2 separate regions of the Homo sapiens genome follow, and region 2 is linked to region 1. Evidence: read pairs that join two places in POLR2A ChIA-PET (ENCODE). Cell type or tissue: MCF 10A. All regions are shown on one strand. Each heading gives the region's core, and the rest is flanking DNA. Links, peaks and the distances in the headings are about the cores only. Region 1 overlaps LINC02530 (long intergenic non-protein coding RNA 2530). Region 2 has its middle 65 kb from the start of EDN1.

The links. ChIA-PET counts read pairs that join two places held together with the same protein. Peaks named below come from ENCODE experiments on the same cell type or tissue, not always from the same donor. Only the 100,000 strongest peaks of a DNase experiment are listed, where the experiment ranks them.
Region 2: POLR2A ChIA-PET joins it to region 1 with 21 read pairs; 2 of 35 experiments call an interaction of 5 or more read pairs at or near these places.

Annotation. Positions count from the first base shown.
Region 1 is chr6:12,569,329-12,584,963 of GRCh38, reverse strand. It overlaps LINC02530 (long intergenic non-protein coding RNA 2530), which reads left to right. Exons shown (of 2, transcript NR_149140.1): 2 at 1,457-2,196. Among named protein-coding and RNA genes, the nearest start is that of LINC02530, 8.3 kb to the left of the region's middle. In MCF 10A, for the core only: no CTCF peak of the experiment used is centred there; no DNase peak of the experiment used is centred there.
Region 2 is chr6:12,347,049-12,362,683 of GRCh38, reverse strand. No RefSeq gene overlaps it. Among named protein-coding and RNA genes, the nearest start is that of EDN1, 65 kb to the right of the region's middle. In MCF 10A, for the core only: no CTCF peak of the experiment used is centred there; DNase peaks (open chromatin) are centred at 7,183, 7,983, 8,773 and 11,853.

The DNA.
Region 1 (15,635 bases), core at 3,370-11,369:
TTTTCTAAAGCACATATATCCAGATCCAGATTTGTTTTTAAATCACCAAGGGAAGCAGAATCGATGCCCATTGTATTGAGGGTACCGTGAGTTGTTTTTCACTTGTTGTAATGTGAATTTCCACGCCAAATCCATAGAGATGGACACTGACTACAATTGCTAGCAATTCTTTCCACAGTATGTTTCCTTTTCCACTGAATGGGGTTGGGAAATTTTAATTGCTCCATCCTTCAGTTTCTCCAATCAGCAAGAGGAAGAGAAAACACCAGTTATTTCTTGGAATGCTCAGTTTAAAACTTTCTCTTCAAAAGTTTGACACCACTCTTCCTACTCCAACTTTATTTGGTGCTTGACAGGCTCTTATTTAAGCTTTGAGATGATATGGTGAATGAAACGTGTGGTCTCAGCTACTCAGGAGGCTGAGGTAGGAGGATCACTTGAGTCCGGGAGGCGGAGGCTGTTGTGAGCTATGGTTGCACCACTGAACTCCAGCCTGGGCAACAGAGCGAGACCCCCACCTCAAAAAAAAAAAAAACAAAACAAAACAGGGAGACACAAACAAATAGACTGCTTTAAGTTTCTGGAAAATCCAAAGATGTTTACTAGATTTGCTGCAAATGCCTCAGTATGTAAAGTTTGAATTGGCTGAATCAATCCTGATTCTTCCGCTTTCTATATTATTGAATTGTTGGTTAAACTGACAATAAAAGTTAAAATTCTTAGCAGATGTAAAATGTGATGGATATTGGGCGAAGTGTCGACAAAAGTGTTTTAGGCTGAGAAGGATATCCTTGGGAGAGAAAGAAAAGAAGAGACCACTCATACAATAGTATGAGACTATTGCTTATGTTTTCATAGACTTATGTTTAATTTTTTAAGATTCAGAAGTCTTTCTGAAACTTTATTTTCTCTCTCTCTCTTTTTTTTTGAGATGGGGTCTCTCTCTCTCTCTTTTTTTGAGATGGAGTCTCTCTCTCTCTCTCTCTCTCTCTCTCTCTAGCTTGGGCTGGAGTGCAGTGGTGCAATCATAGCTCACTTCAGCCTCAATCTTCCAGGCTCAAGTGATCTTCCCGCCTTGCCTCCTAAAGTGCTGGGATTATAGGCATTAGCCACAGTGCCTGGCATATTTCTATTTCTGAATTTTAAATTAAAATCAGTAACATCTGACCAATATCTTCACTTGAGTATCAAGGACAAGTTTGACGCCTTTGGGAGAAATTATGTCTTCTATTATGCCAACACATTACACGTGGTAAGCACTAAAAGTTTTAGGATAGTAATTAACAAAATATACCTCAGTTTAATGCTTTCTCTTAAAATAATGCTTTCTCTTAAAATATTTTTGATGAGTTGTTTTTCTCATATCTTATAATGATGATCTGCTTTCAAATCTTCACTTTCCATGAAACTACTCTGTGTTTCAGGTGTCATCTAACTTTTTTTTTTTTTTTGACAGTCTCTCTCTGTCACCAGGCTGGAGTACAGTGGGGCAATCTCGGCTCACTGCAACCTCTGCCTCCCGGGTTCAAGCGATTCTCCTGCCTCAGCCTCCCGAGTAGCTGGGACTGTAGGTGCACGCCACCATGAGCAGTTATTTTTTGTCTTTTTAGTAGAGACGAGGTTTCACTATGTTGGCCAGGCTGGTCTTGATCTCTTGACCTCGTGATCTGCTGGCCTCAGCCTTCCAAAGTGCTGGGACTATAGCCGTGAGCCACCATGCCAGGCCCATCTAACTTTTAATATAGATTGTATGATGTTTTCATAAAACAAGCAGGGCTCAGAAAGGCCGTATAAAGCCACAGAGCCAGCAAGCAGCAGAGTCTGCATTTTAATCCATATGTTCATGGCTTCAAAGCAATGTTATTTAACTCTAACAATGCAATTGAACTAACAACTGACATCAGACACAAATATTCTGAAGAACCTGGAGAAATAGAAAAGAATTGGATAGAACTGATGGCTCATGGGCAGAAGCTGTGCATCAGGAAGAGGAAATAAATGGCATTGTTCAGCCATGAAGCCATATAATTTCAACCTGACTTTCCTTCTCTATTGTCCTGTCTCATTGTCTAGCTTGAAATGTGGCCGCAGTCATGTCAAGTGGCTAACTTCCTGCATATTTGGTTTCCTCATGGGAGCTTAGTAATTCCTGATTGATTTAGAGCAAGAAAGTAAAATAAATTCTAGTTTTTCCAACTTCCATGCCATGGAAGTGAAAATGTATTTTCACATTGATGTCTTTAACCACTTCCCCTGCACGAACTAGTGATATGATGCCAATTCTCAAAGGATCTGACTTCTCTTTGCATTTACATAAGTTCTCCGAGCTCAAGGGTAAGGTAATGTACACTTCCCCTGGCAGCCAGCAGGCTCAGAGGCATTCTCTGTTGGTTAAAACCACTTCTCTGGGTCCCATTACCATATTGCCTGCAACCTAATAATGCCACGCCAAATTTGGCCTTCTGATAAGCAAGAGTAACTTCCTCTATAGCCAGAGGGAGGCACATAGCATGACTTTGGAGCCAGACATAGCTTTATATATTATATTTACTTTAGGGGGCAATTCATTTACGGGCACAGGCAGGGACATAAATACCTCCTTTTCATGAGGGTCCCAGAGGGACAGCAGGCATACAATGTCACTTCATACCACACAAACAATACAACATAGAAGACTCCTCCTAGCATAATAAACAAGCCACAGTCACCGTGTTCTTGACATTGACAATGCTTTTTAAAGTTAGATCAAAAAGGTGCTTGGGCTTTTTAAACATGTTTTTAAACTTGGTGTCTGTCTGGACAGGGCAAAAAGTCCTCTCCATCTGTTGGATGCAATAGACCTGGAAGTCGCGTGATTTAAATAAATTGTGCTTGCAGCATTTTGAAGGTATTTTTCCTTAGGAGCTGCATGGTAAAAAGAAATTATTTGGGGTTTTCGTTCTGTCCACAATGTTTAATCAAGTATAGTTTATATTACTTTTCTTTTGATAATTAGACAAAGCCTGGTAGAACAGAGAGCAATCCAATAAAGAAGTGAAATTTCAGCTTACATTTTTCAGAGGATCACTGAATACATCTAAGATTTACAATTTTAATTATTGGCTATAACTATTAACTTGTAATTAATTATATAAAGTATTTTGATATTTTGATAGGTTTCTTAGGAGTTTTATTTTTCTTTTTTAAGGGAGGCAGTAACTAACTTCTCTTTTAAAAGAAAATTAGCTTAAACATCAATTGGAAGTTAAGGCCAATATTAGAGAAACATCAAATTACTTCCAAAAATCAACCAGTCTGTCTCCTTGTGTCTGTCCTGCGTTTTGAAAGTGTGAAAAACCAATAATAGAAATTTTTCTCCAAAATAAATTAAATATCATTTACCCAGGAACAGGAACAAAAAGTTTCTCAGTCCTAAGAATGTAGTCATCAACATATGTCTCTCTGTATAAATGTATGCCTGTTTAGAAGAAACAAAATATTCTTCAGACAATATCTACTTATACTCATTAACAATTTATTTACCAAGAGTATGCACTCTTTCTTACTAGAGTAATACTGAGTAAGGAAAAGGAATTCAGACCTGTATCCAGCCAACATGGGTATTATTGTCTCTAACCAGTCATATCCATGTTAGAGATTGTCTGGTTAGAGTTAGAGCAGGGACTCATATATGACTGGGACACAAACTGAGATAGATAAATCCCAAAGATAGACATGGATAAATTGCTAAGGGAGGCCCTATTTGAATTTCAATAGACTCAAATGTTAACTCCTGCCATCACAAGCAGAACAAAACATTGTATGCTCAGATACCAGAGTGTTTAATTCATCAGCGGCTCTGTTGATCCATGTGTTGTATGGGATCTCCAAGATGTTCACTTTAGTAACCTACCTGCTCATGGAAACAACCAAACTTCAGTTTAAGTATGGCTTATCTCTTTACTCATGATTGGCATTTGGAGCTTCTTTTTTTTTTTGAGATGGAATCTTGTTCTGTTGCCCAAGATGAAGTGCAGTGGCAAAATCTCTGCTCACTGCAGCCTCCACCTTCCTGGTTCAAGCGATTCTCCTGCCTCAGCCTCCCGAGTAGCTGGGATTACAGGCGCGCACCAGCACGCCCAGCTAATTTTTGTATTTTTAGTAGGGATGGGGGTTTCACCGTGTTGGCCAGGCTGGTCTCCAACTCCTGACCTCAATTGATAACACCCGCCTCGGCCTCCCAAAGTGCTGGCATTGCAGGCGTGAGCGACTGTGCCTGGCCTCATTTGGAGCTTCTTGTAGACTTCTGAGAAATGATTTACCTCAGTTGAAGGAAGATGGATTGCATGTCACAGGCAAAGTGTGTTTGGACAAGCTGTGTGAGAGTTTTCATGGCTAGCAAATACATTGTCCCACAAAAGGACATAAAAAAAAATATCTCACTCTAACACTAAGAAATACCACAATTGATGTCATAGTTTTTAAATAACAATTTGTATAGCTGTGGTCTTGACCCACAACAGTCAGTTCTATCCAAATACCTTGCAAGACTTGTTTCCAACCGTCTCTATAAACAGTGAGAGCATCATCCAGTGTCCTGAGGTAGTTGATTTAAGCTCAGAGGCGGGCCTCGCTCTCTTGAAAGAAGCTAAAGGATATTTCTCCTAATGCTGGCAGGGAAGAAGAATTATCAGTTTACTCCACAACATTGACCAGCTCAAATCACACAAAAACAGAAACTTTCCATGGTTTCCAAGCTGTGGCGTTTTCTAATAGACTTTTCTGCCTATCAGTAATTCTTTCCAAGAGGTTGGAAAGATTCTTTTTAAATTTATCTTTAAAGCAAAGGTAGAGCACCCTTTGGAAATCATAGGTTGTTTATGGTGTCCTTGCTGTACTGTGAAATAGTCAGGGGCAGTAAGAGTTTCGGTTGTGGCTGGGGAAGAGTCTATCTCCTCACCATCCCCCATCCCCCATACCCATCTGCCCTTCTTAGGGATTTTATTCCATCAGTGGTGGGAAGGATCATCTTCAAAGTCAGTGAGAAAAATGGCATTCACTAGAGATGTTAGAATTTGGAAAGAGTGGCCAGGCCCTGTGGCTCATGCCTGTAATCCGAGCACTTTGGTAGGCCGAGGCGAGTGGATCGCTTAAGGCCAGGAGTTTGAGACTAGCCTGGGTAACATAAGGAGACCCCCACCTTAACAAAAAAATTTTTAAAATTAGCCAAGCATGGTGGCCCCTGTGATCTCAGCTACTCAGGAGGGTGAGGTGGGAAGATCTCTTGAGCCTGGGAGGTTGAGACTGCATTAAGCAGTGTTTGCACAACTGCACTCCAGCCTGGGTGACACAGCGAGACCCTGTCTCAAAAAAAATTGCAAAGAGTTACTGGTGGGACCCCAACACCCAATTTGTCAATGGGACCACTTCCAGAGTTTCAGGATTTACTACTCCCAGAATAGAGTTGCAGTTGAATGATACAATATGTGGTAATTTATCAATAATATGATTAGTACCATTTCAACCAAGGTCCAAAAAATTCAATGGAGATTTATATGAGACAGATGTTCCCTGAGATAATTCCTGCCAATAAACACAAATGGGGCTCCAAAGAGCACCCATAAACAGGGTAAGAATTAAATAACAAAAACCGGAGACAATGGAAGGATTATGAATATTCTGATGTACCATCTTTTTTTTCTGAAAGGCTTTGTATATTATTCATTTTTTTTCTTTAAGAACAATAAATAATATTGATGACTTGTTTCTGACTCTCTTGGTCAAGTAAAAGAAGTCAAAAGAATTCTAGTAGTGGCAGGGTGACCGAGTCTATTCTATATAGTGTCATTAAAATAATTGCTATTTGCAAGCTGACAAATTGTACCAAGATTCCCTAGGTTTTGTTTTTCTTTGAACCACATTTGGAACAAGAATAAACAAATCTCACTGCAAGGTGATGAATTGGATTTAGTCCTGGTTGATTCAGGCCTGGGCGATGGTTCTGAAATTCTTGTCTATGAGTCTGAACCTGTTGAGTCATTGAAAATCAGCAGTACTAGGGTGCGCTATGCTGGTGTAGTGCAAACCCAAAGCCATTAAAGGACGTAACACAATAAAATATTATGCTCTGGGTTGCCCAGGGGATGAGCAAACCTCAGAATGCCCAGACATGCACCTAAAATTAGGAGGGGTCTTCACATTCTTTAACAATGCCAATTCTCCTATTGTTGAGAAACACAAATTGGTGAATATTTCTGGATGGGTTTTCTCAAGCTGACAAGTGATTTTCTGGCTCTTTGTTAGAGAGAGAGAAAAAGGAGAGAGAGAGAGAGAAAGAATTGCCCTAAGGATAAACTATTGGGCTCAAAATCCAAAGTAGACTTAAGATGATTAATGTAAATTTTCTTGACTTCATTTATTTATTTGTAATAATGTTGTCATCTTTGTTCAATGGGATTCTTAGAAGTTTGTGGCATATGGCTTAAGTTACACTTGAATAACCTGACCTATACCTTCAAAATCTTGCACATGCACATTTTGGAAATTTTAATGAGTCAAATGTCAATGATTTTTTTTAGCAGCCAGTCCTTAACATGAAACACATAAAACACAAAATTTACTTTCAAAAAGTCAATTTCATACTCATCTGCAGCTTAGGATTAAATCACTCATATGAGGCAAGTAAACTCAGAGAATGATTCACTTTACAAGGGTTCTGCAGGAGGAAGCCTAAGACATGTTTGCCTTGAAAAAATAATACATCTCAGTTGTTTATCAACCTAAAATTCTGGGCACATTTTACACTAAAATAGAGAGGAGTAGGATTTCATTTTTTCTCTAATCAATTTCCTTCACAGAAGCAATAAAAATCAGACCCAAATATGCAAGGAGACTCAACAGTCGATGTCATTCAGTGCCTCTTTTCACTATGAAATAGATAATATTTTGTTACCTTAAGGAGATTACAGTGCTATCTGCTTCTTCTCCTGTTCCTCTTTCTCCTCCTCTTTCCTTTTTCTGGGGATGGGGATGTGAGATTTGGGAGAAGGTTAACTGAATGGCATATGATGAGGGACAATTTTAAGACATTTCAAACCCTTGTGTCTCTCAGGCAAATAAACAGCCCTATTTTTGTCTAAAGAGTGTGGGTTAGGGTCTGCAACCTGCCCTTGCGCAGCAATGGAGGGAAAGGAGAGTGACAGTTTCAGGGAGCTCAACTCACCCAGGAGGGGCAAAACGTTCTTTGTGAATTCCTTCAAATCACTGAAGCTGCCTGTCAGATTGCATCTGAGTGTTCTAGCATATCCCTGGGAGCCGCAGGCCATCCCTTGCTGCGAGGGTCCTGCGTCATTCTGAGCAGCAGTGCCTGGAATGCAGGCCCGCTGACTTTGAGGAGTGTCAGTAGGCTCCTTTCCCCAGAAGCCACACATGACCTGGGGCAGACAGCCTCTGAAAGCTAAGACTGGGAGCTGCTGGACATAGAGGAAGAATAAGACAGAAAGGAAGGAGGGAGGGAAAAGAGAAAGGAGGAACATAGGGTAATAAGCAGAAGGAGATTAAGGAATAACAGAACATTTTGTTGTCAGGAATGAAACCTATCTCCATGCCCACCCCCTAAGATTTGTTTACCCAGGTATTACTGCATACCTATAGCTATACACATACCCAGACACAGCCATACCTGTACATATACACATAACTATAGCTATACACGTACACACAGACACACGCACACCCATACCCACACATACACATATACATATACCTGTAGCCATGCACATGCACTGACATATGGCCATAAACATGCCAATAAACATGCACACAGCCATACACATACATACATGCATGTCCATACCCATACACATACACAAACACATACCTGTCCATGTACACATACACAGATGCATAGCCATAGTCCTACACATGTACACACTCATGCCCATACATATACACATAACAGTACACATCCCCATACCTGTACACATTCATAGCTATGTACATATATGCATATTAACCAGAATCATGATATTGTTCTTCTTATCAATAGAAGAATGTCATTACTTTCAGATCATTATACATATATCATTACTTTCAGATCCTCATGCATCATAACTGGAAACTAATAACTCTGTAAACTATAAACTGTGTAACCAGACATGTTTTTCTCAGCACGCATGGCTTCCATTCCCGTTTAGTAGTAAAAGCAGATCAGGGCTAAGTCCTTGTTAGCAAATCATGCTGATTTATTTTTATTTATGTGTTGCGCGTACTGGTTGGAAAGGTATTAAGCCTGTGGGACATTTAGTAGAATATTCTTCAAAATTCTTGAAATTGCTGATTCAGTTAGAGAATTCCACAGGCATGAGTTCTTACATGAACATTGCAGTACAAAGATTAATGACCTAAGCATTTCAGTTTTAGCTTCAAGTCTAAAGGTGGAAAGGGGCCCACTCATAATTAATAAAGTGATGCTGACTCATACAGGCTGGTAGGCTTTTTGCCATAAACAGAATAAGTGTATCAGCTTTAAAAACAAAATTTAGGCCTTGTCTGTTCCAGTTAACTTGGTATACATGAGTTCCATCAATCTCTATTTACTGTGTTAGACATTACAACTGAGGCATTTAAAAATATTTATTTATTCTTTCATTTTAAAATAACAATAAGCAATTCTATTACATGTTAACCTAAGTAACATATTTTTATAAAAAGCTATATTTTCCAAAACAAGAAACAAATTTAGTGAGAAGGGTGGCATCGCTTTATATTTTTGCAAGTCTCTTTAATGTCTGGCTTAACAGAAGACAGCTGGGTTCTCAAATCTGTTTCTGCATTCAATCTGCTGTGTTATGTTGATTTCGTTGAAACGTCTGAAAAAATCCAGTCTCACAGAGATAAGTAGTTGAAAAAGTGAAGAATTTGTAGCCTACCTGAAAGAGCACTGCTGCTGTAGACAGTAGCCTATCAGAATCTCACACCAGTTTCTAGCAAGATTTATATTTTCGATAGATTATTCTAACAGGCCAATGAATTAGAATGAGCGAGACTACCGTTCAGAGGCTATTCTGTATGGCAAGGTGATAGAACTGAAAGGGTTAAGTGACCCATTCATGTTGAAGGTGACAGAAAGAAAAGAGAAGAAGGTGACAGGGAGAGTGGAGGTGGAACACAGGTTTCTGTAGGGGATGACAAAGACTATGATGTTGCCATCAACTGTGGTAAGGATTAGCCTTTGGAAGAGTAAATCTTTGTGAGATAGGAGGAAGGAATAAAGAATTCTATTTTGAATATGTTGAGTGTGAGTTCCTGTTATGCATCCAGATAAAGGTGTTGGGGAGACATTTGATTCCATGAGTCTGAGATACAGGGGAGACGCCCATGCTAAAGACTGGCAATTGCCAGTCATCAGCAAACAAAAAGAGGCTAAATATTTGAGAATGGAATAAGTTCTCCAGAAAGAACAAGTAGAGTGAGGAGTGTGAACAAGAACAGACACTAGGAAACACCAAAGTTAAGGCTGGATGGACAGAGAGAATCTCATGAAGTGACCGAGAATGAGAATAACCAAGAAGCTGTGGTATAACTAAAACCATGAGAGTATAGAATTCACGAAGACTCTGGCTAATGGATTTACAGCAGCAGGAAAATCAAGCAGGATGACGACAGAGATATGGTTATTGGTGTTCGTAGAACAATACCAGTAGAGTGGGTTGGACAAGCATGTGGTATCAACTAGATTGTAGGGGACTGAAGCATAAATTGGAGGTATAAGTAGAAACAGTAGAAATAACTTTTTCCTAGAAATTTGGCCGAAAATAGAATGAGAAGAACAATGCTATAACCAAGCAGAGTCAAGAGAGTTTGATTTAGCACAAAGGAGACTTGAACATGTTTATGGGATAAGGCAATGAAGGTAGTTGCGGGAAGAACTTGAAGACATGGGTTATTAATCATCACAAAATATTCTAGGGGATAAAGGGAAAAAACTATCAAGAGAGCAGGTATTATGTCTCTTTCATTCTCTCTCAAATATCACAGAATATTGATCTTACGGAGAGAACACAGACAAGTTGAAAGGATTAACAGATTCAACAATAAGCAACAACTCATTTCTGTGGTTATTAAAGGACATATTAATAATTTGTTGACATTTAGTAATATGGGATGAGAATCTGGAAATGAGTACTCCACTACAAAAAAGGACAGGCAAGACTGGTAAGTGTGGGGGAGAAGGGGAAAAGATAAAAATTAGCCTAAAAACTACTCCCTTACCCTCCTGCTTACAAGTTGGTGTCTGCTTCTCAGGAAGGAGAGACAGTGTACCAATGACACAGGCAGAGTAAACTGCATGTCGTTCTCATTACAGACAGCAGCTGTGGTTTTCCCCAACAAGCCCCTTTGTTGTCATCAAAAATAACTGATATAAAGAATAAACTCCTTAGGGAACCTTTTCCAAATGGTGCTCCTTGGAACACGAGTGCCTTTTGAAAAATTCATAAGTCATTAAAAATTAAAGGGGGGTGGCCTGCAAGAATACATGGAGTTAAACAAAGTTAAGCAGATTTCTTAACAGAAGACTTGACAGAATCATTACTATAATTACACACATTGGGAAGTTTTCATATGAGTGATATAATAGGCACCATTTCCCAAACTCAATCATTCAAACATTGTGTGCATTGAACACTTACTGATTTACTGATTTATGCTGTAACTGTCACACCAAAGAGGGCAGTTTGGGAAACACTGCTCTAAGGTATTGTTAAACTCAATAATGCGTCCCTGATTATTACTGTCATGATTCTTGTGTCTCGTGAATAGTTACATTAGTAGGTACCCCACTTAAATAACCCAATCTTAAGGCTTATTTCCAAATAAGTGTACTACAACCCATATTCACAAGCCAGTTTTGGTGTTATGTTATGACAGTCTGTTTTTTATTTTATAACAACTATCACCTCTGAAAAAATAGTCCATGGACATCAGAGACTCTTAATAACAATGTTTTGGTTGAAAAGATGATAATAAGATGCTGTGGGGGGATCACAAAAGAGTAAAAAGCACGATCCCTGCTCTTAATGAGCTTAACAGTTGGCTGAGGTAGATAAGAGAATTACATGAAAAATTAAATGATATAAAAGTTACATTGTATTATACAGTAAATAAGAAGCATCATAATTAATCATGACGCATGATTAACTGAGATTAAAAGGTAATAGACAAGGTGGTATTTGTCACATCTAAGGGCATATATTTGTATGAATTGAATCACTACCCACACTCCCAGAAATATATGCACTTCCAAAAATGTGCTGCATCAACTTGGAGCCCCACCAAGACACTAGGCAGGGCTGCTTCTATTGTTTCAGGATACAGACAAGAGTGTTGAGACAAATCTCCTCCTTCCAAATTCAACCAACAGCTGAGAGCACAGCACCCTCCAACTCCCCTTAGAAGACCACAGTCTCCATCCCTAGATTGGAGTGGATCCCAGCAAGTTTACACCAAGGTCTGTTCTGAAGGAGAGACACTATCCCTCAACCTGGATCTCAAGAAGCTGGTCTGACACCCCAACCAGCCATCTGCTAACAGCCAGGCATTCCTGACATGATTGCTTGATGAGTCATTTTCAGAACTCTCAAATTTGTGAAGTGCATTGCTTTATTTCCATCCTCATTTTTCCCCCCAGCTAGAAAAGCTTCCTGATGTCGTTCTTCCTGTAAAAACATGATTAATTTTTAGCCCTTGATTAGATTCAAATTTCTGTAGAGGGCAGTGAACAGGTTGCTTTGTTCTGTCTCCAGCTAAGAACTCAAGGAAAGAAAGCCATTTAATGTCTTTTCTACCTTCGGGAGAATTCTGTGGACTTTGTCCACTGTACCATAGCATTGTAGTCACAGGGATGTGCCCACGGCTTTCAACACAAACTTGCAGCTCTTTGGAAATGGGCCAATAAGAATGCATACTAGAGAGATGGGCTAGGGAGCATTGAAAGATTGTAGACTTTGACTAGCAACTCCATTCTGATAGCTGTTTATCCACATTTTTAACATTTATAAAAATGTATAAAAATATAAAATGGCATTGTTTCTCATTGGGCTAGAAATTTTAGATATTCTAGAACTACCGTGGCATCAACATATATTTAAGACATGATAGGTTTAGACAAAAGTGATTAAACTAAAAGCCATTGGCATATGTAAGCATACGGTTCACTGATCATAATCCAAGCATCTAATTTTAATAAAATATTATCAATTGTGGTTTCAGTAGTCTGTATCATCTCCTGAACATAGTAAAGCCTCCTAAATATATGCCATAAATATCTTTTCCACACAGTTTTTTGATTCATATTTTATTTATTAGATTTATTTGTATCTCATTCTTTTCAAAACGTATTTGTAGTTGACATTACAAATGACACAGTAGGTAGTACAATAAGGAAGTGATAAGCAAATCAGTAAATGCATGCAATTATCAGCAAACAACAGTCATGGAAACCTCAACTGAAATGGACAGCTATGGGAAAATAGAGTGCTATAGATCAATAATATTTTATATTTTTATAATTGGATGAAAACATATAATGATAATATACAGTGGTTGAAATATATATATATCTACATAGATGCATGGACATAGCTTTTATAGTCTATTGTAAATATGTATATTAATACACAAAATAAACACACACATATGTGAAGAAAGAAGGATATAAAAATTATTAGAACTATAGGAAAATAGGAACTAATTGTTAAGCTTTAGTTCATGTTGAACACAGTAGCACAGAAAGCCAATAAGAATTTTGAGGGCATTTTATTTCCCTAATTAGCTTTTCCTGAAGATAGAAAATAAAGTGCTCTAATTTTAAAGAGCAAGAAGTAAAGCAAAGAGTTAGCAATGACCCATGTAAATGTGGATAACAAAACCACTCTCTTCCATTCTTCTCAGGTTTCAATAATTATTATTATTTTGAAATTAGAAGACATTTCAAAAGATACTGACAGGGGTAGGTCCTGAGTGAACAGGAGACAAAAATGTGTGAATTGCTATTATTGCTATTATATTTCATGTATATGCCAGGTTATTGAGTTTTGAAAGGGAATCCATTATCAGGAATGGCAGATAATAGCTTAGCACTAAGCATATCCTCTGGAACATGGTACTGCTCATGGGGAGACATTTGGAGCATCTAGATATCACAATACTAAGAGAGTAATAGCATTTACATAAAGCTAAAAATGCACATATCCAATAAAGTAAATTGGTTTTATACATCATGGGCAGAAAAATTAATAATAGATCTTTGAGAGCCCCAGAATCAATTATTGCCTCCTTGAAAAACCAGATTCATTTTGCCATTATTAAGAGGCAGATGATATGGGACTAGAAGGTAGGAACTTTCAATCAGAACATTGGCTATCTTCCAACATTTAGTACCATGTTTTAAATAATTATGTGCTTATATGATAATTTCTTGAATTGTATTTATATTTAATTTTATTCTTATTTATTTTTATTTTATTTTTTATATTTTATTTTATTATAAGGATCTCCCTCTGTTGCCCAGGCTGGGGTCCAGTGGTGTAATCTCATTTCACTGCAACCTTGACCTCCTGGGCTCAAGTGATCCTCCCACCTCAGTCACTCGAGTAGCTGGGATTACAGGCACATGCCACCACCCTAGGCTAATTTTGTTTAATTTTTTGTAGAGATAGTTCTCACTATGTTGCCCAGCCTAGTCTCTAACTCCTGGCCTTAAGTGATTCTCCCACCTTGGCCTCCCAAAATGCTGGAATTACAGGCATAAGCCTCCGCGCCCAGCATTTCTCAATTTTAAAGTTGTTAATTATTTATTGACATTTTGCTCAGAAAATGAGTGCTTAACATTCTTACATGCTTCTTCATTCCTACCCTAATTATTAATAATTGAATCATGTAGGATACTATGATTTCGTTTCCCTTTTTGTATAGCTGATCATTTTTCCTGTAGTCAATTATTGCTCTGATTTTTAGTTTGCTTGGTTTTCTATGCAGCTAACACAAATTCATCCTTTAACTCACCAATAATCAGTAAAACTCCCTTTCATGTAGTTAAATACATCAGTTAAACCTATCAGTTTCATCTTTTTCCTGAAGTCAATATTCCAGAACCTTCCTCCTCCTGCTCTCACACGAGTTGATTGCCCTCCAGGCCTGCTACACAATATCCTCTTGGAGCAAGCATTTCTTCTCTTCCACTAGGGAATTTCTTTCATTTCTCTCATGTGTTAGATTGCCTGTTACCTGGATCCCACATCTTCCTCTTTCCTGGTGTACTTACTCCTTTGAAAGCTCCTTTAATTAATTTCTGGGAATCCTTCCAGAATGTTCAGCCTAGAGCAGGACTTGGCAAACTGCAGCTTGCAGCACTGATTCATGGCATGTTTTATATAACCCTTGAATTAAAAATGGTTTTTATATTTTTAAGGGGTTGTTAAAAATCAAAAACAAAAATAAAAACAAACAAAAGCAGAATAATATGTGACAGAGGTTGTATGTGACCCATAAAGCCTGAAAAATTTATGATTTTTTTCCTTTACAGAAAATGTTTGCCAACTGCTGGCCTTGAGTCTGCTCTTCAACCCTAGCAGAGATTTTATAAAGATGAATACCCTACACCAAATCCTTTTCTTTGTAAATTAGACTGATTTACATTAGCTACACTGATGTGCCTAGGGTTTTTTCTTTCTTTTTATGATTTTAAATTAATGATTTACTGTCATAAAAGGCTAGTTTTCTATTAAAAGTTTTCTGGAGTCAATTTTGATAACATAGTTTTTTAAAAATGTGTCTTTTTGTCTTGATCCATTCTGCCATGATGCTGTCAATTTTATTAGCATTTATACAGAATAATAATGGCTCTGATAATTTCTCTAATTCATTTTTGCCTTCTATTTTAGTAATTTCAAATTCAGCTTTATCATTTCATTCTTCTCCTTTCTTCCTTGCTGTTCTTTTTTAACTTCCTAATTTGGTTGCTATTTAAATTTTAGCTTTAAAAACTTTCTAATGTAAAGATTTCAGCTCTGTCTCCTAAGCATTGATTTTTTTCAGTGTCTCATGTAATGACATGTTTTTGATGTTGAATCATTCTTTTGAGTACTCACATTCTATTTCTTTGTAGCCATTACCATTTTCTTAAATGCTATTATTAATCTTTTTATTTGTTTAGTTAATGTCTTTCCCCATTAAAATGTAAGCTTCTTAAGAGCAATTTTCTCACCTGCCTTGCTCACTGATACATGCAGAGGCCGCAGAACCCAGTAGACCCTCTAAGATATACAGGAATGATGAGCAATTGCTCTCTTTTCCTTCAAGAGCCAGTCACAATTACTTTCAGATGCTTTTTTTTTTTTTTTTTTTTTTCAGACAGAGTTTCGCTTTTGTCACCCAGGCTGGAGTGCAATGGCGGGATCTCTGCTTACTGCAACCTCCGTCTCCTGAGTTCAAGCAATTCTTCTGCCTCAGCCTCCTGAGTAGCTGGGATTACAGGCACACCATACCCAGCTAATGTTTGTAGTTTTAGTAGAGACAGGGTTTCACCACGTTGGCCACGCTGGTCTTGAACTCCTGACCTCAGGTGATCTGCCTGCCTCGGCCTCCCAAAGTGCTGG
Region 2 (15,635 bases), core at 4,161-12,160, 220 kb after region 1:
TTAAGAAAGCTTATGAATTTGTGTTGGGCTGCATTCAAAGCCATCCTGGGCCACATGCAGGCTGTGGACCGGTATTTGAGACCAGACTGGGCAGCAGCTTGTTCTATATCATCAATCAATCCTTGGTCTCTGCTAGCTCTACTGCTGCCATACTGGTCCAAGTCACCAGCATTTCTAGCTTAGAAGCCTCCTAATGGGTCTCCACGTTTCCATCCTGCCACTCCCTTCCACATGGTCTCAGCACAGTACCCAGAGTGAGTCTGTTAAATGTAAATCAGATGGTGTCCCTTCTCTGCTCACAACAGTCTCATGGCTTCTCATCTCACTCAAAGTAGAAGCCAAAATCATTCAGAAGCTCAGAAGGCTCTACAGGACCTGGCCCCTCACTTTCTCCTCTCCCATGCCCCAGCTCCCTCTGCTTCAGCTACGCTAATCTCCTTGCATCAGACCTTTGCATTTGATACACTGTCCTCCTCCCAGGAAAATATTTGCCCAATTTATTTGCATGGTTTACTCTTAACACCTTCTTGTCTTTATTCCAATGTCACCTTCTCAGTAACAGCTTTTCATTCCATTAAAAAAGGAACCTCTCCCCGCTACCACCACCTGGAACAGCCTCCCTTCTTCCTGGATTTATTTTGTCTATAGCATCTATCATCATCTACTACTACATTTTTCACTATTTATGTTGTTTACCGTCTTTCTCCCCCTTCCCACTAGAGTGTCACTTTCATTTCAACGAAGATTTTTTTCTGTTCTGTTAAAAATTCTAAGTGCTGCCGGAGCACTTAGAAAAATACCTGGCCTGTAATAGCTTCTCAATAAATATTTCACCAATTAATTAATTAGTTCTTTAATGCTAGGGGATTTGAGGGGAATAATTTGGCTTCTTAAATAAGGGACAGGCATCAGAGGAGTCATTCCTGTCTTTAGAAATGCTGAGAATACATAAGCAAAAGTATAGAAGGAAGTCTTATGTCATATTGAGCCACTGAAGTTTCACCTACACTCTCTTACCTCCAGACATCCCATTGTGTAAGGAAAACAACACCTTATTCACTTAAACTAGGTGTCAGCAAACTATGCCCCACAGGCAAATTCTGGCCCGCTGTCTGTTTTTGTAAATAAAGTTTTATTGGAATACAATCAGGCCTATTCATTCATGTCAATGGTATCTCTTGGGCTGCAAGAGTTACAAGGCCCACAGAGCCTAAAAGATTTACTATCTGCCCCTTTACAGAGAAAGTTTGTTAACTCTTTATTGTGGCAAGTGTCAGCTGAATTTTCTGTTGGTATCAGTCAAATGCATGGTGTGTTGCTCAGGTGTCCTGCTGCAGGGAGCTCACCTGAATGCTGGCCCAGCCGCTAACTTCTGGATCCCCAACCTCCTTGTCAGAACCACACTTCCTCCAAACTGCTCTTTCCCAGTGGCTGAGCACAGATGCCATTCCTGTGAGATGCAGGTCTTCTTGCACTTTGGCTGGAGGACTCCCATCAACCTGGCCAAAACATTCCTGCAACTGCTCTGGAATCTGAGAGTGCCCTTAGCCAAAACTTCTTCCTTCTTTCTTCCCTTCATAGGGGTCAGACCAACATCATGGCCTAAGGGGCTCCCTACCTACTCCTCCTTCTTTCTTTAACCTTCATGAGTTCTTCCTCCAATAAATCTGTTATCTTGGCTTCTGCTTCTTAAAGAACCCCAACTAATAAACATTCTTGCTTGATAGACTGCAGTCATGGAACTGGTACAATACGATCCTTAGATTCAAACTAACACCTCATGGTGTTGGGAAAGCATGCAAAACTCATGCTTTCCCAACACTGCTCAAATAGTACCATATCCCTGGACACTTGTTTTGCCTTCCTCCTTATGTTCATTTATTCAGCAAGGAAAACACAAGAGCATTTATGCTCATGGACCACATTTTATTCACATGTATACTCCAGCACCTAACAGAGTTTGTCAAACAGCTGGCAACTTTACAAATATTGCTTGGATGAATGAATAAGTGGATGAACAAACATTTGTTGAATATCTGAAATGTGTGCATTTGGTTTAAAGCTTTTCTGTGTTCCCAATTCAACTGAAGGGACAGTATACAAATGACAATGTTCAAGAACAGCTCAGCTGTGTTGTCTAAAATGTATGAATAGGTAAGAGCTGTAGACAATAGGATCAGCAAGGAGATCACTACAATAGTACTGACCATATGTGATAAGGGTCAGAATTTGGTATCATACAGTGAAAGTTGAAATAAAAGGAAAATGAAAGCAAGGTTTTAGAAAAATGAATAATTGACAGGCGATTAATTGGTCAGAGAAGTCAAGCAAGACTAGAGAGCAAGATGCCTCAAGGATTCTGAGCCTAGCTGCCTGGAAGAAAGATAGCACCATTTGCCAAAATGAAGATTTTAAGGAGCTACTATATGGGGCAGGAGTTTGTGAATTCTGGCAGGAAGCAGAGGATCATTTGAATAAAGTATTTAAAAGATGATTGAAGAAGTGAGATTAGCTCTTGGGAAGGGCTGTCAGGACTAGAGACAGTCTTGAAAGTCATGCCACTAAGAGAGGACAGTAGAAATTATGAGAATGAATGAGTTCTTGGGTGAAGAGTATGTAAAAAGACAAAAGTAAAATCTAGGGTGATCCCTGGGCCAGAGGTGGTGGCTCACAGCTGTTATCCGAGCATTTTGGGAAGCCAAGGCAGGACGATCGCTTAAGGCCAAGATTTTGAGACTAGACTGGGCAATAGAGTGAGATCTCATCTCTACAAATTAAAAGAAAACTTAGCTAGCATGTGGCATGTGCCTATAGTCCCAGTTACTCCAGAGGCTGAGGCAAGAGGATCGCTTGAGCCCAGGAGTCCAAGGCTGCAATGAGCTCTGATTGTGCCACTGCATTACAGCCTGGATGACAGAGTGAGAGCTCATCTCTATTAAAAGAGACAAAAGAGTGATCTTTGCATTTAGGAGGTGGGAAGAGAAGAAAATGCCAATAAAGAAAATGTAAAGTAGTCAAGGGAAGGATGAGAACCAGAATTGTGACATGATCCAGAGACTAAGAGAAAAGAGAATTTTAAGAAAAGAGCAGTCACTGATAGGAAAGGATGTGGAGAACTCAGAGAGCTTGGACAAGTTGGTTTAGATATTTGGGATCAAATGAAAGGGATTAAATGAATGAAAGCTTGAAGGGTCACCACGATCACCCATCAGCTTATCAATTTGGTATGTGTTTCTGTTTGTTTTCTTTTTCTTCAAAGAAAAGTAGATTGTTCAGGTCTTCAGCAGAGATTAAAGCCTCAACGGAGGTAAAAAAATTGAAGAGGATAAAGAAAGGAGATGAATGAGATAACAAGTTCCTGGAGGAGGCAGGATGGCAAGAGGATAGAGAATAAAAATGAGAAGTCTAGCTTTGGAAAGGAAAGTGAAACAACTGTTCCTCTAAGTCAGAAAGGAAGGATGAGGGCACATAGAGAAATATTCTCCATGGTATCGCTTCTCTACAACAGACCAGAGCTGTATTTGGAGTATTATTCAGCACCAGGGCTCTACTGTAACTTAATTCCCATGTTGGCCAACCCTGAAATAAGGTTAGGTCTAGTCTAAACGAATCTCTTATCTATGTACTATTATCCAACCATATTGACACGGAACCTTATAGATGTACTTTCCTTTTTTTATGTGAATATACTGTGTCCTTTTTTTAAAAACAGAATGATCATCCAGCTAAAACTTATATGACTCTCCAGACCCAAAGTGATATTTTTTAAAAAGTCATCACATATGAATGCAGAAATGTCCCTGATTATCTCAAAAAAAAAAAAAGAAAATGATAAAAAGCAGTAAGCAAATGAGCTATGTTCAGTGCATTTGGTTGAGAGATTTCTGAGAAGGTTGTTTACATTTGCTTCTAAATGGTGATCTCACTAATAAATTTCCTGTGGACAGAAAAGAGGCCATTAAAACAGACATTTATTCAATGTCTTACAAGTTGCACATAGGTTTCAAGTTATCATTACAGAGAGGCCTAAGGGCAAGTCAATTGGGCAGTGCGTATATTGCCTAGCGGTCTTAAAGTCTTAAGCCAGCTTGCAAAGATCTGATGAAGCCTTTTCTCAAATGGATGTTTTAAGATACATCAGTTTCTTCACTAGTCTTTTTCTGACTAATTTTTTGCTCATTTTTCTGGAATCTTGAATTATTATAAATTTTAATGTGGAAGTGCGCCAGAGCGATGCCATGAAGTCTGTTGAGTCAGAAGTATTAACCCAAGTGACAGATTTTCTCAACGGGGAGACAGGGACAGACTGGGGAAGAAGGGAATGGGGAATAGGGCCCGGGAGGGTCATCAACATTGTTTATTCATATCAAGAAAAAACTGGCCAGGTGCGGTGGCTCATGTCCATAATCCCAACAATTTGGGAGGCCAAGGTGGGAGGATCACTTGAGCCCAGGAGTTTGAGACCAGCCTGGGCAATATAGTGAGATCCCGTCTCTACAAATTCTTTTTTTAAGCCAGGTGCAGTGGCTCACACTTGTAATCCCAGCAATTTGGGGGGCCAAGGCAGGCAGATCACTTGCGGACAGGAGTTTGCGACCAGCCTGGCCAACATAGTGAAACCCCATCTCTACTAAAAATAGAAAAAATTAGTTGGTCGTGGTGGTACATGCCTGTAATCCCAGCTACTCAGGAGGCTGAGGCATGAGAACCACTTGAACCGGGAGTTGGAGGTTGCAGTGAGCTGAGATTGTACCACTGCACTTCAGCCTGGGTGACAAAGTGAGACTCTGTCTTAAAAAACAAACAAACAAACAAAAAAAGCCAGATGTGGTGGTGCATCACATGCCTGGGGTCCCAGCCTGGGCAATAGAGGGAGACTTTGTCTCAAGCAAAACAAAACAAAACAGAAAGAGTAAATTTCACCCTCCTGGTTTCTTTCTAATGTTTCCAGTCAGTGGGCTTGCTTTAACAAGTTCAAAGTTAGCTTAAAGCAATAGCTGCAATTTTTATTTCAAAATCTCTTAGCAATAATAATGCCTCCGTTTGAGGGAGATGAAGTGAAACAAACTAGAGGTTAAGAATCAGAACATCTGAATTTGATTCTAGGCTTGGATCACTTCCTCTTTTGTAACGTCAGGCCAGTGGTTCTTCCAGGCATGGGTAGACTGGACATCCTCCCTAGACGGTGAGATGAGCACCCAGCGGCATCGCCGTCGGCAAATCACTTAACCATTGTGACGTTCCATTTCCTTAACTCTATATAGAGGGAATGGAGCTCACTAGGGGTTTGGATTTCTCACTGCATATTAAAAACACCTGTGGCATCTTTTCTAAATACTGATACAGGGCCCCATCCCAGACCAGCTGAATCTGATCTCTGAGGATGGGGGATCACGCAATGGTATTTCTTTTGAGATGCTCCATCCAAGTGGTTCTAAGGTATAGCCAGAGTTTATTGTTCTTCAGGTTGAAGGTTGCTTTATACCAACCCTTCAGCATTCTAAGACTCGCTGACTCACCCCAAGGCTCACATGCCCAGGAGGAGACAAGAATTCATTCAGATGGCTTCATGCTCACTTCATGCCCACAAAATAAAAATAAAAATAAATAAGAAGGCATGGCCAAAGCAAAGTGTGTGCTTTTTTCCCTTCTTACCATTTTTTTTCAACCTAAAAAAGTTTTTGTTGAGGTATAACATTGGTACAGTTTGATGAATTTGTTTGATTGCTTGTTTTTGAGATGAGGTCTTACTATGTTGCCCAGGCCGGTCTTGAACGCTTGGGCTGAAGTGATCCTCAAGGGATCCTTGAGCCCAAGAGTTCAAGACCGGCCTGGGCAACCTAGCTGGAACTACAGGTTTATGCCATCGCACCTGGCTTGACTTTTTGCATATATACACACCCATGTAGCCACAACCCAGATCAAAATGTAGAGTATTTTCAGCCCCCACACCCCTCAGACGCTGGTCCTACTATTTTGAGAGGCTATAGGAGGACAACAGAATCTGGCAGATGCCTGTGTCCAGTGCCTGACATGTGATTTTCTAATTGTACTGTTGCATCCCACAGCTGTTCAAAATAAATACTTGGATGCAATTTTCTCATTTCTCTTGCCATTAGGTATGATGCAGAATTTGTTTTGGCTCCTGCTTGTGAAGTTATCGCACATGCTCTTTTTGTTCCTTTGGAAATCACATGCCTAATATTCCCTTTGTGTCTCAGAGATATTAATTGGATGAGCCCACTCCCCACTAGCTCTTGAGGGCAAGAACTAGTCCTATCTTTCTCACTCCTGCTGTATCTGCAGCCCCTATATGCTCATGAGCATTTGTTGCACGAAGGCTGAATAGAAGCATGGTATATGGGTAGTATAAAAAACAGTAGATGACATATTCTGTGACTTTAAGAAGTTTTTAATCATGTATATGGTGGAGGTATATTCCAAAGTTTGGTTGAGGTACATTCCAAATGCACTGGAAGCATGCTGTGAATAATTATAAAACAAAACATCGTTGGGTTCAAAATTACTTAATTTTGACTCAAATTTCAATAGACTAAAAACTTACAGGGGACAAGGAAAGCAAAATGAAGAAGTAATCAGAATGGTAGCCTAATTAAAGGAGAGTGGTTTCGTGGATGATGAGCTCAGGTCTTGAGAGATGCAGAGAGAAAAGACAAGCGAACACCCAGACTGGTGCAAAGATTCATGCAAAAATGTAAGGGCAAACATCTTGCAACACTTATGAAGTGAGGTGAAAGCACACTGAGTTGGATACAGAAAGGAGAAAATAACAGGGGAAAGAGAGAAGTTAAAAAGAAAACCAGTTGTTGGAGACCTTAAGTAATAGGCTCTAGTTTTTGGTAATGAATCGCTGGATGTGCTACAAACAGCATATGCAGGAGCTTGTTCTGGCAGCTGTGCAGAAAGCAGAGAGGAAAGCTGGATGTACAGAAATGATTAGGAGGCTGCTTTCCCAATCCAGACATGTACCAAATTGTGGGTGGTAGTAAGCAGGTACAATTAGTAATGGTAGTAATGAACATGAGAAAGAGAAGATAAAGGAGGTCAAGGTGTTCAACGTCATATTAAATATGCTGGTATTAGTCATAGAAATGGGAAATTTGGGACTGAGTGACCACCTAAGGGAGAAACTGACAGTCATACTCAGCTATTCTGTTAGCTGAGGGCATGTGAAATGCCTGGTGTTTGAGCAACACCAAAGGTAACATTCAGAATGACTGGACTGCCGTGAAACAAAAAGGCAGATAATCCCGCTCATTCCATTGCCAGGTCTGGGATATTTTGAGTCAAAAAGGCTAAAGTTGAGACTACTTAAACCCCACTTATTATCTTCTAGACATGTTTAATGTATTCATACACATGCCCTCCAGGAGACTTATGAAAGAGACAATTAGGATGCATATAGAGAAACGGGTGGGGCCACCACTTTCTGGCCAGGTAGATTGAGCCTTTGCAGCTTTAAGGTTTGGCTGGCATCTTGTCTGCAAACATTTGACTGTACCTGATTTGGTGCCATTAAAGGAAGACAACAGAGCTTCTTACAACTGCACATCAAACTTTAATAGCACTACAAGTTAGACAGTGGATGATTGTGTCCATTTAAAAGGTGCCAAATGGTTGATAACTGTGTTTATGTCTTGTTTCTAGATATGCAAGCAAAGATAAACACAATTGAAATGCATTCGTTGGGTTGGGAGCTGATCACCGGCTAGAATTTATAAAACCTTTGCATGCCCTAAACAGCATTTATTTCATAATTGTCCAAGTGCATAGCTGGTGGTCCTTTTTCCCTAAATTATCAAATACCAAACATTACTGGAGGCAGAAAAGCAGAATGCAAGGGGCAATCACAAGAATGGTAAACCCATTCTCAGACAGAGAGTGAGAGAGTAAGCTCTGCCTCTTGGGTATTCAAGCAGTGAACCATGCATGTGAAAAGAATTTAGCCCAGACAGGCCTCACCAGGCTCTCCAGGGAACATAGCGTTCTCACAGCAGCAAAGAAGGAAACACAAGAGTGACGTGGCCTTTTCTGCCAGGAGCATCTACAGTAAATTGTTCAGGTAATTTATGTCACTAAAGTATACAGTTTGTCATCTTCCAGACAGTAAAACAACACAAACACACACACACACGCATATTCTTTTAAAAAGAAAGGAAAATATAAAGGAGTCAAAATAGAGCAAATAATAATGCTCTTTGCAATATGAGTCTAAATGCATAATGTTGCCTCTATGATTTTTTAAAAATGAAATGAAATATTCCCAGTATAATATGTTTGTGCCCATTCTGCAGATATTAAAAAAGAAAAATATTTTCTTGTCACTAAAATATTTTAGTGCATTTTTAATTTGGGTATGTAATTTCATTTTGGAGGGCAACACCATAATAAATGGAGCACATAAATATAATATAATAAAATTCAGAGTTGTTGCTTTTTCATGATTACATGATAGCCAGGTACCCACTTTTGTGTAGAAAGCTACTTTGATCAATTGCACTGATTAAATGGTTGTTACACAAGTTCACAATAGGTTACAAATCTTGATGCACATAGAGACTTAGAGAAATATTAATCGTTTCAGACATACCTTGCTTCTGTAAGTCAATCTTAGATCCCAGTTGGTGAAAAAAGAAAGAAACAAGGAAAAACTGTTACAGTTCAAACAATATTGTGGGAATTGGCAAAAATGCAGCAAATGCCAAAGGAAATCCTGTGAAGGCTCTTGAGCCAAAGGCTGCATAACTGAAGTTGGAACTGGCCCCAAGAAATGTTGCACAACCACATTAAAAAGTGGACAAAGGGACAGGCACGATGGCTCACACCTGTAATCCCAGCACTTTGAGAGGCCGAGGCAGGTAGATCACATGAGGCCAGGAGTTTGAGACCAGCCTGGGCAACATGGTAAAACCCTGTGTCTGCTAAAAATACAAAAAAATTAGCCAGGCATGTGGCACACCTGTAATCCCAGCTACTCAGGAGGATGAGGCAGGAGAATCGCTTCAACCCGGGAAGCAGAGGTTACAGTGAGCCGAGATCGCATCACTGCACTCCAACCTGGGTGTCAGAGCAAGACCAAAAACAAAAAACAAAAACAAAAAACCAAACATAAAAGTGGACAAAGAATGCGAACAGACACTTTTCAAAAGAAGACGTACATGCAGCCAATAAGCATATGGAAAAATGTTAATTATCACTAATAATTAGAAAAATCCAAATCAAAAACCACAATGAAATACCATCTAACACCAATCAGAATGGCTATTACTAAAAAGTCAAAAAATAACAGATGCCGGCAACGTTGCAGAGAAAAGGGAACTCTTATACACTGCTGGTGGTAGTTTAAATTAGTCCAATGTTGTGGGAAACATTGTGGCAATTCCTCAAAAAACAAAAAACAAAACTACCATTCAACCCAGAAATCCCATTACTGGGTATATACCCAAAGGAATATAAGTCATTCTACCATAAAGACACATGCATGCATATGTTCATCGCAGTACTATTTACAATAGCAAAGACATGGAATCAACCTAAATGCCCATCAATGGTAGGCTGGATAACAAAAATGTGGTACATATACACCATGGAATACTATGCAGCCACAAAAAGAGTGAAATCATGTCCTTTGCAGGAACATGGATGAAGCTGGAGGCCATTATCCTTAGCAATCTAACACAGGAACTGAAAACCCAATACCGAATATTCTCACTTACATGTGGGAGATAAATAATGAGAACATATGGTGCTATGGTTTGGATCTGTGTCCCCACCCAAATCTAATGATGAATTTTAATCCCCAGTATTGGAGGAGGGGCCTGATGAGAGGTGATTGAATTGTGGGGGTGATTTCCCCTTTGCTGTTCTCATGATAGTGAGTGAGTTCTCACAAGATCTGGTCATTTAAAAGTGTGTAGCACTTCCTCCTTCACTCTCTTCCTCCTGCTCCAGCCATGTAGGACATTGTGGCTTCCCTTTCACCCTTCACCGTCCACCATGATTGTAAGTTTCCTGAGGCCTCTGTAGCCATGCCTCCTGTACAGTCTGCAGAAATATGAGCCAATTAAACCTTTTCTCTTTATAAATTACCCAGTCTCACGTAGTTCTTTATAGTAATGAGAGAATGGACTAATACAGAAAAATGGTACTGGGAGTGTGATATTGCCATAAAGATATCTGAAAATGTAGAAGCAGCTTTGAAACTGGGTAGTGAGCAGAGGTTAGAACAGTTTGAAGGGCTCAGAAAAAGACAAGAAGATGAGGGAAAGTTTGGAAGTCCTAGAGACTTGTTAAATTATTGTGACCAAAATGCTGATAGTGATATGAACAGTGAAGGCTAGGCTGAGGTGGTCTCAGATGGAGATGAGGATCTTATTGAGAACTGGAGTAAAGGTCACTCTTGCTATGCTTTAGCAGAGACTAGAGACATTGTGCCCCTGTCCTAGAGATCTGTGGAACTTTGAACTTGAGAATGATTATTTAGGGTTTCTGGTAGAAGAAATTTCTAAGTAGCAAAGCATTCAAGATGTGGCCTTCAAGATGTGGCCTGGCTGCTTCTAACAGCATATGCTTATATTTGTGAGCAAACAAGAGATGATCTGAAACTGGAACTTACATTTAAAAGGGAAGCAGAGCATAAAAGTTTGGTAAATTTGCAGCCCAGCCATGTTGTAGAAAAGAAAAACCTATTTTCTGGGGAGGAATTCAAGCCAGCTGCAGAAATTTGCATAGCTAAAGAGAAGCCAAATGTTAATAGTCAAGACAATGGGGGAAATGCCTTGAAGGCATTTCAGAAACCTTCACAGCAGACCCTCCCATCACAGGTCTGGAGGCCTAGCAGGGAAGAATAGTTTTGCAGGCTGGGCCCAGGGCCCTAATGCCCTGCATTACCTCAGAACACTGCTCCCTGTGTCCCAGACACTCCAGCTCCAGCCATGGCTAAAAGGGCCCCAGATATGTCTCAGGCTGCTGCTCCAGAAGATGTAAGCCATAAGCCTCGGCAGCTTCCACATGGTATTAAGCCTGCATGTGCACAGAGGACAAGTGTTGAGGCTTCGTAGCCTCTGCCTAGATTTCAAAGGATGTATGGAAATGCCTGGATGTCCAGGCAGACGTCTGCTGCAGGGGCAGAGCCCTCATGGAGAACCTCTACTAGGGCAGTGTGGAGGGGAAATGTGGGGTTGGAGCTCCCACACAGAGTGCTCACTGGGGCCCTGCCTAGTGGAGCTGTGAGAAGAGAGTCACCAACCTCCAGACCCTGGAATGGTAGATCCATCAACAGCTTGCACCATGTACCTGGAAAAGCCACAGGCACACAACACCAGCCCATGAAAGCAGCCAAGGGGGCTGTACCCTAAAGAGCCACAGGGGCAGAGATGCCTAAGGCCTTGGGAGCCCACTCCTTGCATCAGAGTTGCCTGGATGTGAGACATGGAGTAAAAGGAGATTATTTTGGGGCTTTAAGATTTAATGACTGTCCTGCTGAATTTCAGACCTGCATAGGGCCTGCAGCCCCTTTGTTTTGCCTGATTTCTCCCTATTGGAATTGGTATATTTACCCAATGCCTGTACCATCATTGTATCTTAGAAGTAACTAATCTTCTTTTGATTTTACAGGCTCATAGTCTGAAGGAACTTGCCTCATTTCAGGTGAGACTTTGGACTATGGACTTTTGAGTTAATGCTAGAATGAGTTAAGACTTGGGGGACTGTTGAGAAGGAATAATTGTATTTTGCAATGTGAGAACAGGAGATTTGGGAGGGGCAGAGGCAGAATGATATGGTTTGGATTTTTGTCTCCGCCCAAATCTCATGTCAAAGTGTACTCCCCATTGTTGGAGGAGGGGCCTGGTGAGAGGTAACTGAATCATGGGGGTGGATTTCCTCCTTGCAGTTTTCATATAGTGAGTGAGTTCTCACAAGATCTGGTTGTTTAAAAGTGTATAGGACCTCCCTCTTCATTCTCTTCCTCCTGCTCCAACCATGTAAGATGCACCTGCTTCCCCTTCACCTTCCACCATGATTGTAAGTTTCCTGAGACTCCGCAGCCATGCTTCCTGTTCAGCCTGCAGAACCGTGAGCCAATTAAACCTCTTTTCTTTATAAATTACCCAGTCTCAGGTACTTTTTTTTATAGCAGTGTAAGAATGAACTAATACACATGGACAGAACGAGGTGAACAACAGACACTGGGGCCTGCTTGTGGGAGGAGGGTGAGGAGAAGGAGAGGTTCAGGGAAAAAAATAAACTGCTAGGTACTATGCTTAGTACCCAGGTGATCAAATAATCTGTATACCAGATCTCCAAGTTACAAGTTGACCCATATAACAAACCTGCACATATACCCCTGAACCTAAAATAAAAGTTAAAATATTAATTTTTAAAATAGAAATGTTGTGAATGAGGCAAAGCATGTCTAGATGCCTCCCTTCTTTCAGCAAGCATCATTTCCAGGATCTCCATGCATCTTCAGATTGTCTCTGTCTTAGCCATGTGCATCCTATCAAATTCTGGTGATTATAGCATGAAATTGGGGCACCCCTCCCCAATGTTGTAAGAGGGGCCAGCTATAGTCCTTCTGCTGGGGAGTAAGAAACATGATCTTGATCCATGTGGGTGACTTACTTATGATTTCTGGAAACATTGGTTTCCATGGCATGAAAATAAATTTGAGGTTCATTTTCAGAGTGACTACTTTCAGTGTTCTTATATGGTATATATATGTGGTAATGACCAGAAAAGATAAAAGTGTAATTACACATGACTTCATAACTATCAGATACAAGTATAGCTTTCTCAAAACAAAATACAGAAATGGCATTTTAGGAGGTGATGTGGGAAAGCAGAGAGCTGACATAAGGAAGAGCAATGGCCATGGGTGGATTGGGAGTATGGAGAGTGAGAACTAAATTTCAAAGGTCTTTTTAAAAAGAATGAAGGGCAAGGAAATGTGATCAGTAGACTGTTCAGAGGATCATTAGTGGAGGAGAATGAAAAGACAAATCACTAGGCCCTCTTGCCCATCAGGATCATATATAGTCTCTGCAACAACAAAGGATCGCTGAGAAAGAACAAAACATGCCCCTGTGTCCATTCATGTAAACACTTTCTCTATTACTCTTGGTTTTCAGGGATCTGTCTTTGTTTCTTGCTTCTGTGGAAAGAGTATTTAAGTTAAGGTAGGGAGGAATGTACCCTCTAAGCTTCAAGCTACAATAGCAGTATTTTCTCACTTTGGTATTTTTTACTTCCCTTGCATTGTCTTGGCATTTATTAGAGGGTAGGTAGACTGTGTAGGAGTGCATCCTTTCTTAAGGCTGAGAATCCCTCAGCAAACAGAGGTTGGGGAGTGGACGTAGGCTAAGGGCAAATCTATTGTTTGTTGGGATCTTAGTGTACACTAAGTAAAAGCTTACTAAGATTACTATTACAACTGAAAATAAAACACTCATAAAAGTAAAAATAAGTGACCAAACCCACTTTACAGTCACTGCTGTATGAGCCTTTCAGTGAGAATAACACTGGGCAGGTTTCAATGCTTGCCCATAAAGTTAAGGTGGGGAGGAATTTTCTAGCTTACACTTCATCAGAAGGGCCCGGTAGTGTATTATAAGTAATTCAGAGATATGCAAAGACCCATGCAGAATGCAGAGTAGCTCCTGACCTCATTATATGTCTAGATGTTCGTGAGTTCTAATTCCGCCTCTTACTGCTACAGACACTACTGTTCCAACTCCCCCATCCCAGCCTACACTCAAAGCCAGCCTCGTCCACAGCCACATAGTCTTTCGTTGACTCATTTAACAAATATTTATTATGCCTCTGGTATGAGCAAGGCACTCTGATATGCTTTGAGGGTATAAAGATGAAAAGACTCTGAATCAAGTGTGGGAGGGACATGTAAACCAACAATTAGAGTGCAGCATGATAACAGGCTATGAGGGGGGGATGCCCAAGGAGACCACACAGGTGGGGGTACCCAACTCAGCCTGAGGTGGCAGGGGAGCTGGGGAATTGCATTCCAGGCAGAGAGAGAGCACTAGAGGCAAAAACAAGCAGGGCTGGGTGTGGTGGCTCATGCCCATCTCATCCCCAGCTTGTTGGGGAGCTGGGGCAGGCTGATTGCCAGAGCCCGGGAGTTCTAGACCAGCCTGGGCAACATAGTGAGACCTCATCTCTACCAAAAAAAAAAAAAAAAAAAAATTAGCTGAGCTTGGTGTCTCATGTCTGTAGTCCGAACTACTCAGGAGGCTAAGGCAGGAGGATCACTTGATCCCATGGAGGCAAAGTTTGCAGTGAGCTTAGATTGCACCACTGCACTCCAGGCTGGGTAACAAAGTGAAACCCTATAAAAAAAAAAAAGAAAAGAAAACAAAGAGAGAAAGAAAGAGAGAAAGAAAGAAAGAAAGAAAGAAAGAAAGAAAGAAAGAAAGAGGAAAGGAAGGAAGGAAGGAAGGAAGAAAGAAAGAAGGAAAGAAAGAAAGAAAGAAAGAAAGAAAGGAAGGAAGGAAGGAAGGAAGGAAGGAAGGAAGGAAGGAAGGAAGGAAGGAAGGAAGGAAAGGAAAGGAAAGAAAGAAAGAAAGAAAGAAAGAAAGAAAGAAAGAAAGAAAGAAAGAAAAAGAAAGAAAGAAAGAAAAGAAAGAAAACACAAGCAGATAGGAGTGAACATCGTTTCTTGAGATCAAGCACAGTTACATGCAGAACAGCAACAGGAGAAAATGTCATCTAGCTGAGAGGGTCTTAAAGACCCTGTGCCTCTGAATATTTCCTCATTGACTGGATGCTTAAAACAGTCCCATCTCTGATGTCCTTGAGTTAAGGAACAGTCTCTCTCTCTCTCTCTCTCTCTTTTTTTTTTTTTTGAGTTGGAGTCTCACTCTGTTGCCCAGACTGGAATACAATGATCTTGGCTCACTGCAACCTCCGCCTCCCGGGTTCAAGCAATTCTCCTGCCTCAGCCTCCAGAGTAGCTGGGATTACAGGCATGCACCATCACACCTGGCTAATTGTTGTATTTTTAGTAAAGACAGGGTTTTACCATGTTGGCCAGGCTGGTCTTGATCTCCTGACCTCCAATGATCCTCCTGCCTTGGCCTCCCAAAGTGCTAGGATTACAGGCATGGGCCACTGCGCCTGGCCCAGGAACAGTCTCTTTTAATACTAAAATCTTTATTTGAAGAGATGAAATATATGAGCCTTATTAGCCACCAGTATTTTAGCTTAAATTAGCAAACCCACAAAGAATAAAATATTAGACAAGAAAGTGTTGGGGGAGAGAAAAAGAAAGTTAAGAATAGCCCAGGCAGGCCGGGCGCAGTGGCTCACACCTGTAATCCCAGCACTTCCGGAGGCCGAGGCGGGCAGATCACGAGGTCAGGAGATCAAGACCATCCTGGCTAACACGGTGAAACCCCGTCTCTACTAAAAAATACAAAAAAAATTAGCCGGGCGTGCTGGCGGGCGCCTGTAGTCCCAGCTACTCGGGAGACTGAGGCAAGAGAATGGCCGGAACCCGGGAGTCGGAGCTTGCAGTGAGCCGAGACGGCACCACTGCACTCCAGCCTGGGCGACAGAGCAAGACTCCGTCTCAAAAAAAAAAAAAAAAAAAAAAAAAG